Regions from separate parts of the Homo sapiens genome. Here region 2 is linked to region 1. Evidence: chromatin contacts called from ENCODE POLR2A ChIA-PET data. All regions are on one chromosome and are shown on one strand. Each heading gives the region's core, a stretch centred on a gene start or an enhancer-like site at or near the end of the contact. The rest is flanking DNA. Distances are from core to core; before and after follow the strand shown. Region 1 holds the start of TUBGCP5 (tubulin gamma complex component 5). Region 2 has its middle 4.5 kb from the start of MIR1268A.

Region 1 (5,084 bases), core at 1,676-4,175:
CAAGTGGGGTTATGATGGCCCCAGAGCACCTCTGGCCAGGTGGGATTATGATGTCCCCCAGCACCTCTGGCCAGGTGGGGTTATGATGTCCCCCCTGGCACCTCTGGCCAGGTGGGGTTATGATGTCCCCCAGCACCTCTGGCCAGGTGGGGTTATGAAGTCCCACCGGCACCTCTGGCCAAGTGTGGTTATGACGTCCCCCCCAGCACCTCTGGCCAGGTGGGGATATAATACCCACCCCCAGCACCTCTGGCCAGGTGAGGTTATGATGTCCCCCCGGCACCTCTGGCCAGGTGTGGTTATGATGTCCCCCCGGTACCTCTGGCCAGGTGTGGTTATGAAGTCCCCCCGGCACCTCTGGCCAGGTGGGGTTATGAAGTCCCACCGGCACCTCTGGCCAGGTGTGGTTATGATGCCCCCCCGGCACCTCTGGCCAGGTGTGGTTATGAAGTCCTCCCGGCACCTCTGGCCAGGTGGGGTTATGAAGTCCCCCCGGCACCTCTGGCCAGGTGGGGTTATGAAATCCCCCCCAGCACCTCTCGCCAGGTGACATTTTGAAGTCACCCCCAGCACCTCTGGCCAGGTGGGGTTAAGAAGTTCCCCCCGCCGCCCAGCACCTCTGGCCAGGTGGGGTTATGATGGCCCACCAGGACCTCCTGCCAGCTGGGGTTATGATGGCCCCACAGCACCTCTGTCGAGGTAGGATTATGATACCCCCCAGCACCTCTGGCCAGGTGGGGTTATAATACCCCCCCACAGCACCTCTGGCCAGGTGAGGTTATGATGTCCCCCCAGCACCTCTGGCCAGGTGTGGTTATGAAGTCCTCCTGGCACCTCTGGCCAGGTGTGGTTATGAAGTCCCCCCAGCACCTCTGGCCAGGTGGGGTTATGAAATCTCCCCCAGCACCTATGGCCAGCTGTGGTTATGAAATCCCCCCCAGCACCTCTGGCCAGGTGACATTTATGAAGTCACCACCAGCACCTCTGGCCAGGTGGGGTTATGAAGTTCCCCCCGCCCCCCAGCACCTCCGGCCAGGTGGGGTTATGATGTCCCCCCAGCATCTCTGGCCAGGTGGGATTATGATATCCCCCTAGCACCTCTGGCCAGGTGAGGTTAAGATGTCCCCCCAGCACCTCTGGCCAGGTTGGGTTATGAAATCCCCCCAGCACCTCTGGCCAGGTGACATTTATGAAGTCACCCCCAGCACCTCTGGCCGGGTGGGGTTATGAAGTTCCCCCCGCTCCCCAGCACCTCCGGCCAGCTGGGGTTATGATGGCCCCACAGCACCTCTGGCCAAGTGGGGTTATGATGTCCCCCCAGCATCTCTGGCCAGGTGGGATTATGATACCCCCCAGCACCTCTGGCCAGGTGAGGTTATGATGTCCCCCCAGCACCTCTGGCCAGGTGGGGTTATGAAATCCCCCCCAGCACCTCTGGCCAGGTGACATTTATGAAGTCACCCCCAGCACCTCTGGCCAGGTGGGGTTAAGAAGTTCCCCCCGCCCCCCAGCACCTCCGGCCAGCTGGGGTTATGATGGCCCCACAACACCTCTGGCCAGGTGGGGTTATGATGTCCCCCCAGCATCTCTGGCCAGGTCAGATTATGATACCCCCCAGCACCTCTGGCCAGGTGAGGTTATGATGTCCCCCCAGCACCCCTGGTCAGGTGGGGTTATGAAATCCCCCCCAGCACCTCTGGCCAGGTGACATTTATGAAGTCACCCCCAGCACCTCTGGCCAGGTGGGGTTACGAAGTTCCCCCCGCCCCCCAGCACCTCCGGCCAGGTGGGGTTATGATGGCCCCACAGCACCTCTGGCCAGGTGGGGTTATGATGGCCCCCCAGCATCTCTGGCCAGGTGGGATTATGATACCCCCTAGCACCTCTGGCCAGGTGAGGTTATGATGTCCCCCCAGCACCTCTGGCCAGGTGGGGTTATGAAGTTCCCCCCGCCCCCCGGCACCTCCGGCCAGCTGGGGTTATGATGTCCCCCCAGAATCTCTGGCCAGGTGGGATTATGATATCCCCCTAGCACCTCTGGCCAGGTGAGGTTAAGATGTCCCCCCAGCACCTCTGGCCAGGTTGGGTTATGATGGCCCCACAGCACCTCTGGCCAGGTGGGATTATGATACCCCCTAGCACCTCTGAGCAGGTGAGGTTATGATGTCCCCCCAGCACCTCTGTCCAGGTGTGGTTATGAAGTCCTCCCGGCACCTCTGGCTAGGTGTGGTTATGAAGTCCCCCCAGCACCTCTGGCTAGGTGGGGTTATGAAATCTCCCCCACCACCTCTGGCCAGGTGACATTTATGAAGTTCCCCCCCTCAGCACCTCTGGCCAGGTGGGGTCATGAAGTCCCCCAAGCCGCCCCTGAGGAACAGGCGAGGCAAGGGCCAGCAGGCACTACTAGCGGGTCGGGACAGCTGCTTCGCTGATGCTGGTTGTGTAGCATGGATGTGTGTAGCGTGACTGTGTTGTGTGGATGGGGCACGGAAATCCGCAGAGACCATCACTGGAGGGAGAAGCTGCAGGGCCGGGAGGGTTCAGCAGGTAAGCAGTTCAGGGTTCCTGGAAAGGCGGGTCCCAATGCATTTGCTGACCGGGCACCTAACGGGCTGCTCTCAAAATCACTGACTGTCACCGAGGCCGGCCAGAGACCCTTATGTATCTGATTCACGATGACACCAGCTAACTCTGAGTACAGTAGAAAACGTACCGTCGGGCAACCAGAAAATGCGCACTCCAGTCCCCACCACGGGACAGCGCCAGGCAGTACCCTCCACAGCCGGAGCTCGAACTGTCGCGAGAATAGCGGTCGGCTTGGAAGTCGCCCGGCGCGGGAGCGCGAACTCTCGCGAGAATGCCGCCAGCTCCGGAGGCGACTGCGGCAGGAGCCCGAGCTCTCGCGCGACAGGCACCAATTCGTTAGACGCGCGCTGCAGGAGCGCGGAACATGGCGCGGCACGGGCCACCGTGGAGTCGGTTGGACGCGCAGCAGGAGCGCGACGTGCGGGAGCTCGTCCGGGGTGTCGCCGGCCTCCAGGACGAGGCAGACCCCAACTTCCAGCTCGCCCTAAACTTCGCCTGGTCCAACTTCAGGTGTGGGGCACGGCGCGCGGGCGGGTTCCCGGCCACAGCCCGGAGCCCGCGCGTGGGTCCCGCACAGCCCGGGGTCGGGGCGCGCTGGGGCAGGGCATGGGGCGGAGGCGGGCGCGGCCTCAGGGAGCCTTCGCAGGCCCTGCCACCGCCTGCTCCCCGCCGGCCAGCGCTCTCGGCGCGGTGCCCTGCGCACCACAGGGCGTGTTACCCGGGACGCGTCCTGATCGTCACGGGGAAAGCGTGAACTGGGTTTCTTGCCGGCCGGCGCGCGCGCCTGCAACCCCAGCGCTCTGGGAGGCCCAGGCGGGACTCCAGGCCAGCTTGGGCAACGTAGCAACTCCATGTTTATAATTTTTTTTTTTTTTAAATTAAAGAGATTGTATTCTCACTGACTCCTGCTCCCTGGTCAGCCCAGTGTAAGATCTCTCACCCTGCTCTCCTTTTTCCAAAACGCGTGTCATGACACTGATTTAACCTGTCATTACTGTCTCCTCCACTTCCACTCCAGCTAGAATGCTGCATCTCTGCACAGCTCCTGGCACGTAGCACGCTGAGTCACCTAATACAATTTCTAATGCAGTTTCTCTTGTAACTAATTTTTAAAGACTTACAGAATTTAGATATTTACGTAAAGTGAGATCTCCTATTTTTCTTTATGGGAGATGTAAATTAATACTTTTAGAGTCATTACCCATAATGAAATTATTACTAAAAAAATGTTAATGTTAATATTCTACCTGTTTAATTTCAGTAAAAATCTTCTTGAATAATGAACAGTTTTTCAAAATCCGTAATCTTAGTTACCTTAATGATCATAGCCATAAAGTGTCTAGTTGGCTTATAATAGGAATACGGGGCTTTCAGATTCTTTTAAACCATGCCAAGTTTCTGAAGTAATAAACTGAATTCTTAAGTGTAACTTATAAAAATAAACAATGTGTGAAATAGGTTATACAATACAGAAACTTAAATGCTGAAATCCAAGTTATTTTTCTACTAATATTTCTAAATGACAGTAGGCAGATTGTCATCATTTTAGAGCTGGGAGAGACGTTGGAGGTTACTATTTTCATTCACAGATTTCAGGAACTAAATTATAATAGGTAAAGTGGTGTTCCATTCACCCATTTACTGGCCTAGAATCATGTGTTTTTCAGTAGTGTAATTTTATTTAAGTACAGATTGCTCGCTTTGATACTAAAAAATGGAAAACATTTTTTGCATAGGCTATGCTATGTACATATACATTAGTTGCATAGGCTGTGCTGTAATTTTATGATGCTTTAAACCATCAGAAAAATGAATAGTTCATGTTTACATTCTTGAAAATTGTGGACTGGGCGCGGTGGCTCACGCCTGTAATCCCAGCACTTTAGGAGGCCGAGGTGGGTGGATCACGAGGTCAGGAGATCGAGACTATCCTGGCTAACACGGTGAAACCCGGTCTCTACTAAAAGTACAAAAAATTAGCCGGGCGTGGTGGCAGGCGCCTGTAGTCCCAGCTACTTGGGAGGCTGAGGCAGGAGAATGGCGCGAACCCAGGAGGCGGAGCTTGCACTGAGCAAGCTCACTTTTCTCTAACTGAAAAGTAGCATCTCCTTCTATTATGAATGAAGGCAGCAAACCATAGCAGTATTAGCCTACCTATGACTTTATCACCAGTAGAAATCGCATACTGTTTTCACATCAGAGTTGTAGATATTTGTAAATGTTGTTTACTGTTACTTTAATGGTAGTTAATTGGACCTACTGCTAAATCTTGTTATTTAATACTTTCATAAATAACATTTCTTGCCATATCTTAAACTTCTTTAAATATTTGACAACTGTATCTCAGTATAATGGGATTCCTTTGTATTTATTTTTTGGCTTTAAAAATGTTATTCAGAGAAGGGGTCCTTAGGCTTCACCGGGCCTCACTATGGCATAAAAAGGTTGGGACCACCTGATGTAGAATGTGTTCAGCTGGACTTAGGTACAGGGGCTTA
Region 2 (4,957 bases), core at 720-3,219, 820 kb after region 1:
TGAAGGCTGCATTGCGGACAGAGCAGGCTCGGGACCTGGGCGCCACCTGGTGTCGACTCAGCTCACTCCTGAGCTATGCCTCTTCCTTGTCTTATAGTGGGGATAAAAAGCCATAGATGGCCGAGCGCAGTGGCTCAGGCCTGTAATCCCAGCACTGTGGGATGCCAACCCAGGAGGATTGCCTCAGCCCAGGGGTTCGAGACCAGCCTGGCCAACATCGCGAGACCCTCTTCTCTGTAAGAATTTTTTCTTTTTTTTTTTGAGACAGAGCCTTGCTCTGTTGCCCAGGCTGGACTGCAGTGGCACGATCTTGGCTCACTGCAACCTCCGCCTGCCAGGTTCAAGCGATTCTCCTGCCTCAGCCTCCTGAGTAGCTGGGATTACAGGTGTGCACCACTGTGCCTGGCTAATTTTGTATTTTTAGTAGAGACAGGGTTTCTCCGTGTTGGTCAGGCTGGTCTCAAACTCTCGACCTCAGGTGATCCACCCGCTTCGTCCTCCCAAAGTGCTGGGCTTACAGGCGTGAGCCCCTGCGCCCAGCCCTGCCTTCCTTTCTTCCAGTTTCCTGACGTGGCCACGTGTACCCCAGCAGTGCCCTCCCAGTGGTTTTGGGAGGTGAGGGAGGGGAGCGGTGGGGATTAACGTTCTTGCTAATGAGGTGGTGAGTGTCTTACTGTCTTCTCTGTTATTGATACTATGTCCTGACAGAGGAAAAGAGGGAAAAAGAACTGATTATGGTAGGATAATGTCACTTCTCTTGTTCCCAGACCAAACCGAATCTCAGCCTGCTTATTCTCACGGCCCAATAATGAGATGTGGATGAACTGGGAGAGAAGATAGGTTTTATTTCTGTAACCAGGTGCAGGGAGAAGGTCTGGAAATTATCACCAGACCGACTCAAAATTACAAAGTTTTCCAGAGCTTATATACCTTTTATATGCCTATGTGTAAGTGTGCATTCATCTAAAGACATAAGCGGGGCCGGGCGTGGTGGCACACACCCATAATCCCAGCACTTTGGGAGGCCGAGGCAGGTGGATCACCTGAGGTCAGGAGTTCCAGACCATCCTGGCTAACACGGTGAAACCCTGTCACTACTAAAAATACAAAAAATTAGCCAGGTGTGGTCGTGGGCACCTGTAGTCCCAGCTACTCAGGAGGCTGAGGCAGGAGAATTGCTTGAACCCAGGAGATGGAGGTTGCAGTGAGCTGAGATGGTGCCACTGTACTCCAGCCTGGGCAACAGAGTGAGATTCGGCCTCAGAAAAAAGAAAAAAGGCATTAACTTCTTCTAATCTATAACAAAGGTCTGAGTCCTGAAGACCTTTCTCTGGAGCCTCAGTAAATTGACTTAATGTAGGTGGGTCCAGGTGCTGTGGTGATTACCCGAGATAAGGGGAGTTTTTCAGATCCCCAGTAAAACTACGTAAACCCAAACAGGTCCTGTTAGGAATTCCTTCGTTGTCATATTTTCAAGGCCCAGGAAAGGCCTGGGCAAAACTCTTGGTGGGTCTTTGTTACATTCCAGCCTTCGTATAAGGACACTGGCTCTTTCAGGTTTGTTTTTTAATTTTTTTTGAGACAGAGTCTCACTCTGTCACCCAGGCTGGAGTGCAGTGGCGCAATCTCGGCTCAGTGCAACCTCCGCCTCCCGGGTTCACGCCATTCTCCTGCCTCAGCCTCGCGAGTAGCTGGGACTACAGGTGCCCACCACCACGCCTGGCTAATTTTTTGTATTTTTAGTAGTAGAGACAGGGTTTCACCATGTTAGCCAGGATGGTCTCGATCTCCTGACCTCGTGATCCCCCGCCTCGCCTCCCAGAGTGCTGGGATGACAGGCATGAGCCACCGTGCCCGGCCTCTTTCAGGTTTTTATATGTAACTTCGCCACTCAGTTGGTACTGAAGCTGTTATGGAGGCCTGCCTGGGTGAGATGTGGCCGCCACACTGTGGCTGGTATTCGAAATACACAGGAGGCCGCAGCCAGCTTAGCAGAAACACCCTGTGGCTTTCAGAACTTGGTTTTGAGAGTTTCCTGTTTTCTTGACTTTCAAATACCAGTGACTTTTAAGATGCATCAGTGATGTAATAACTGTTGGGGAAAAAAAGAAAAACTATTAAAGATTCCTGTGGATGGTGAGATGACCTTGGTTTCAGAAACACCGAAACATAGAGAATTGTGCATTTTAGAATCCAATAAATCTACGCTGGGCACGGTGGCTCATGCCTGTCATCCCAGCACTTTGGGAGGCCAAGGCAGGCGGATCACCTGAGGTCAGGAATTCGAGACCAGCCTGGCCAACATAGTGAGAACCTATATCTACTAAAAATACAAAAAATTAGCCAGGCGTGGTGGCCCATGGCTGTAATCCCAGCTGTTCTGGAGGCTGAGGTGGGAGAATTGCTTGAACCCAGGAGGCAGAGGTTGCAGTGAGCTGAGACGATGCCGTTGTATTCCAGCCTGGGTGACAGAGCGAGACTCCGTCTCAAAAAAAAAAAAAAAAAATCTGATTATTTACCTGTGTACCTTCACAAGTGTTTAAAAAAAAAAAAAAAAGGCCGGGCATAGTGGCTCAAGTCTGTAATCCCAGCACTTTGGGAGGCCGAGGCAGGCGGACCACAAGGTCAGGAGATCGAGACCATCCTGGCTAATACGGTGAAACCCCGTCTCTACTAAAAATACAAAAAAATTAGCCTGGCGTAGTGGCGGGCATCTGTAGTCCCAGCTACTCGGGAGGCTGAGGCAGGAGAGTGTTGTGAACCCAGGAGGTGGAGCTTGCAGTGAGCTGAGATTGCGCCACTGCACTCCAGCCTGGGAGACAGTGAGACTCCATCTCAAAAAAAAAAAAAAAAAAAAAGATTACGTTGATATTTTGCCTACTATAATCTTAGAAATTTGCAATTTCCTGTCATTGAGTTTTGTAACTTTCTACCCTCTGCTGACAAAAAAAATTTAAAATGTCTCATGGCAGCCTGTGTTCTTAAAATTCGAACTGTTTATCCATAGCCCTTGAGAGAACGGTTTAATGTGAGTTGGTTGGGAGTGACCGTTGTTTGTTTTTTTGAGACAGAGTCTCACTCGCTCACCCAGGCTGGAGTGTAGTGGCGTGATCTCAGCTCACTGCAAACTCTGCATCCCAGGTTCAAGTCATCCTTCCACCCCAGCCTTCCAGCTAGCTCGGATTACAAACATGCACCACCACACCTGGCTAACTTTTGTATTTTTGGTAGAGACAGGGTTTTACCACGTTGGCCAGGCTGGTCTCAAAATCCTGAGTTCAAGGCCTGCATCAGCCTCCCAAAGTGCTGGGATGACAGGCGTGAGGCATGACGTCAGGCCAAGGGGGTGGCTGTTTTATAACAGGTTTGAAAATTTGTTTTTCTTTTTTTCTTTTTTTTTTTTTTTTTGAGACAGACTTTTGCTCTTGTTGCCCAGGCCGGAGTGCGATGGCAAGATCTCGGCTCACTGCAGCCTCTGCCTTCTGGGTTCAAGTGATTCTCCTGCCTCAGCCTCCCAAGTAGCTGGGATTACAGACACCTGCCACCACGCCTGGCTAATTTTGTATTCTTAGTAGAGATGGGGGTTTCTCCATGCTGGCCAGGCTGGTCTCAAACTCCCGAACTCAGGTGATCCACCCGCCTTGGCCTCCCAAAGTGCTGTGATGACAGGCGTGAGCCCCTGTGCCCAGCCAGGGGGTGGCTGTTTTATAATAGGTTTGCAAGTTTGTTTTTCTTTTTGTTTTGTTTTGTTTTTTTGAGACAGAGTTTTGCTCTTATTGCCCAGGCCAGAGTGCAATGGCACAACCTTGGCTCACTGCAACCTCTGCCTCCTGGGTTCAAGCGATTCTCCTGCCTCAGCCTCCCGAGTAGCTGGGATTACAGGCACCAACCACCACGCCCAGCTAATATTTCATATTTTTAGTAGAGACGAGGTTTCCCCATGTTGGCCAGGCTGGTCTCGAACTCCTGACCTAGGTGATACGCCTGCCTCGGTCTCCCAAAGTGCTGAGATGACAGGTGTGAGCCACTGCACCCGGCCCTGAGATAAGCATTGTTAAGATTTGGTTGTCCGGGTGCAGTGGCTCAAGCCTGTAATCCCAGCACTTTGGGAGGCCGAGGCGGGCGGATCACGAGGTCAGGAGATGGAGACCATCCTGGCTAACGCAGTGAAACTCTGTCTCTACTAAAAATACAAAAATTTAGCCGGGCGTGGTGGCAGGCACCTGTAGTCCCAGCTACTCAGGAAGCTGAGGCAGGAGAATGGCGTGAACCTGGGATGTGGAGGTTGCAGTGAGCCAAGATTGTGCCACTGCACTCCAGCCTGGGTGACAGGGCAAGACTCCATCTCAAAAAAAAAAAAAAAAAAGATTTGGTTATGTTCCTGCAGTCCTATATGGGGCTAGAAGAATATCACCAAATATCACCAAAATGTATAAGTATACACACATGCACACACACATTTGTGAGTGTGTGTAGGCACGCATGCATGGATAATAGATATACCTGTGTATGTCTGTATATAGACATTTGTGTTTCTCAAAATTGTATCAAAACTGGATTCATGGCCAGGCACAATGGCTCACGCCTGTCATCCCAGCACTTTGAGAGGCCCAGGCAGGGGGATCACCTGAGGTCAGGAGTTCGAGACCAACCTGGCCAATGTGGTAAAACCCCGTCTCTACTAAAATACAGAAATTAGCCAGGCATGGTGGTGCATGCCTGTAATCCCAGCTACTCGGGAGGCTGAGGCAGGAGAAACGCTTGAATCTGGGCGGCGGAGATTGCGGTGAGCCAAGATTGCACCACTGCACTCCAGCCTGGGCAACAAGCGAAATTCTGTCTTAGGAAAAAAAATTCATATTATGTATATTGTTTTCTAAACTTTTTTTTTTTTTTTTTAGACGGAGTCTTGCTCTGTCACCCAGGCTGGAATGCAGTGGCGCAATCTCAGCTCACT

Evidence for each region. ChIA-PET counts read pairs that join two places held with the same protein, here RNA polymerase II (POLR2A).
Region 2: POLR2A ChIA-PET joins it to region 1 with 5 read pairs in CD4-positive, alpha-beta T cell. The contact joins the enhancer-like site here to the promoter of TUBGCP5 in region 1. POLR2A ChIA-PET finds 5 or more read pairs at or near these places in 2 of 52 experiments (CD4-positive, alpha-beta T cell and activated CD4-positive, alpha-beta T cell).

Annotation. Positions count from the first base shown.
Region 1 is chr15:23,037,410-23,042,493 of GRCh38, reverse strand. It overlaps TUBGCP5 (tubulin gamma complex component 5), which reads left to right and starts at 2,925. Exons shown (of 23, transcript NM_052903.6): 1 at 2,925-3,096. The coding sequence starts at 2,951.
Region 2 is chr15:22,218,388-22,223,344 of GRCh38, reverse strand. No RefSeq gene overlaps it. Among named protein-coding and RNA genes, the nearest start is that of MIR1268A, 4.5 kb to the left of the region's middle. RefSeq lists a silencer at 1,867-2,036. Within about 2 kb of position 1,969, at least 4 of the 41 ENCODE cell types and tissues checked have a DNase peak (open chromatin) inside an H3K27ac peak, as active enhancers do; they include CD4-positive, alpha-beta T cell, where a contact is called at or near this core.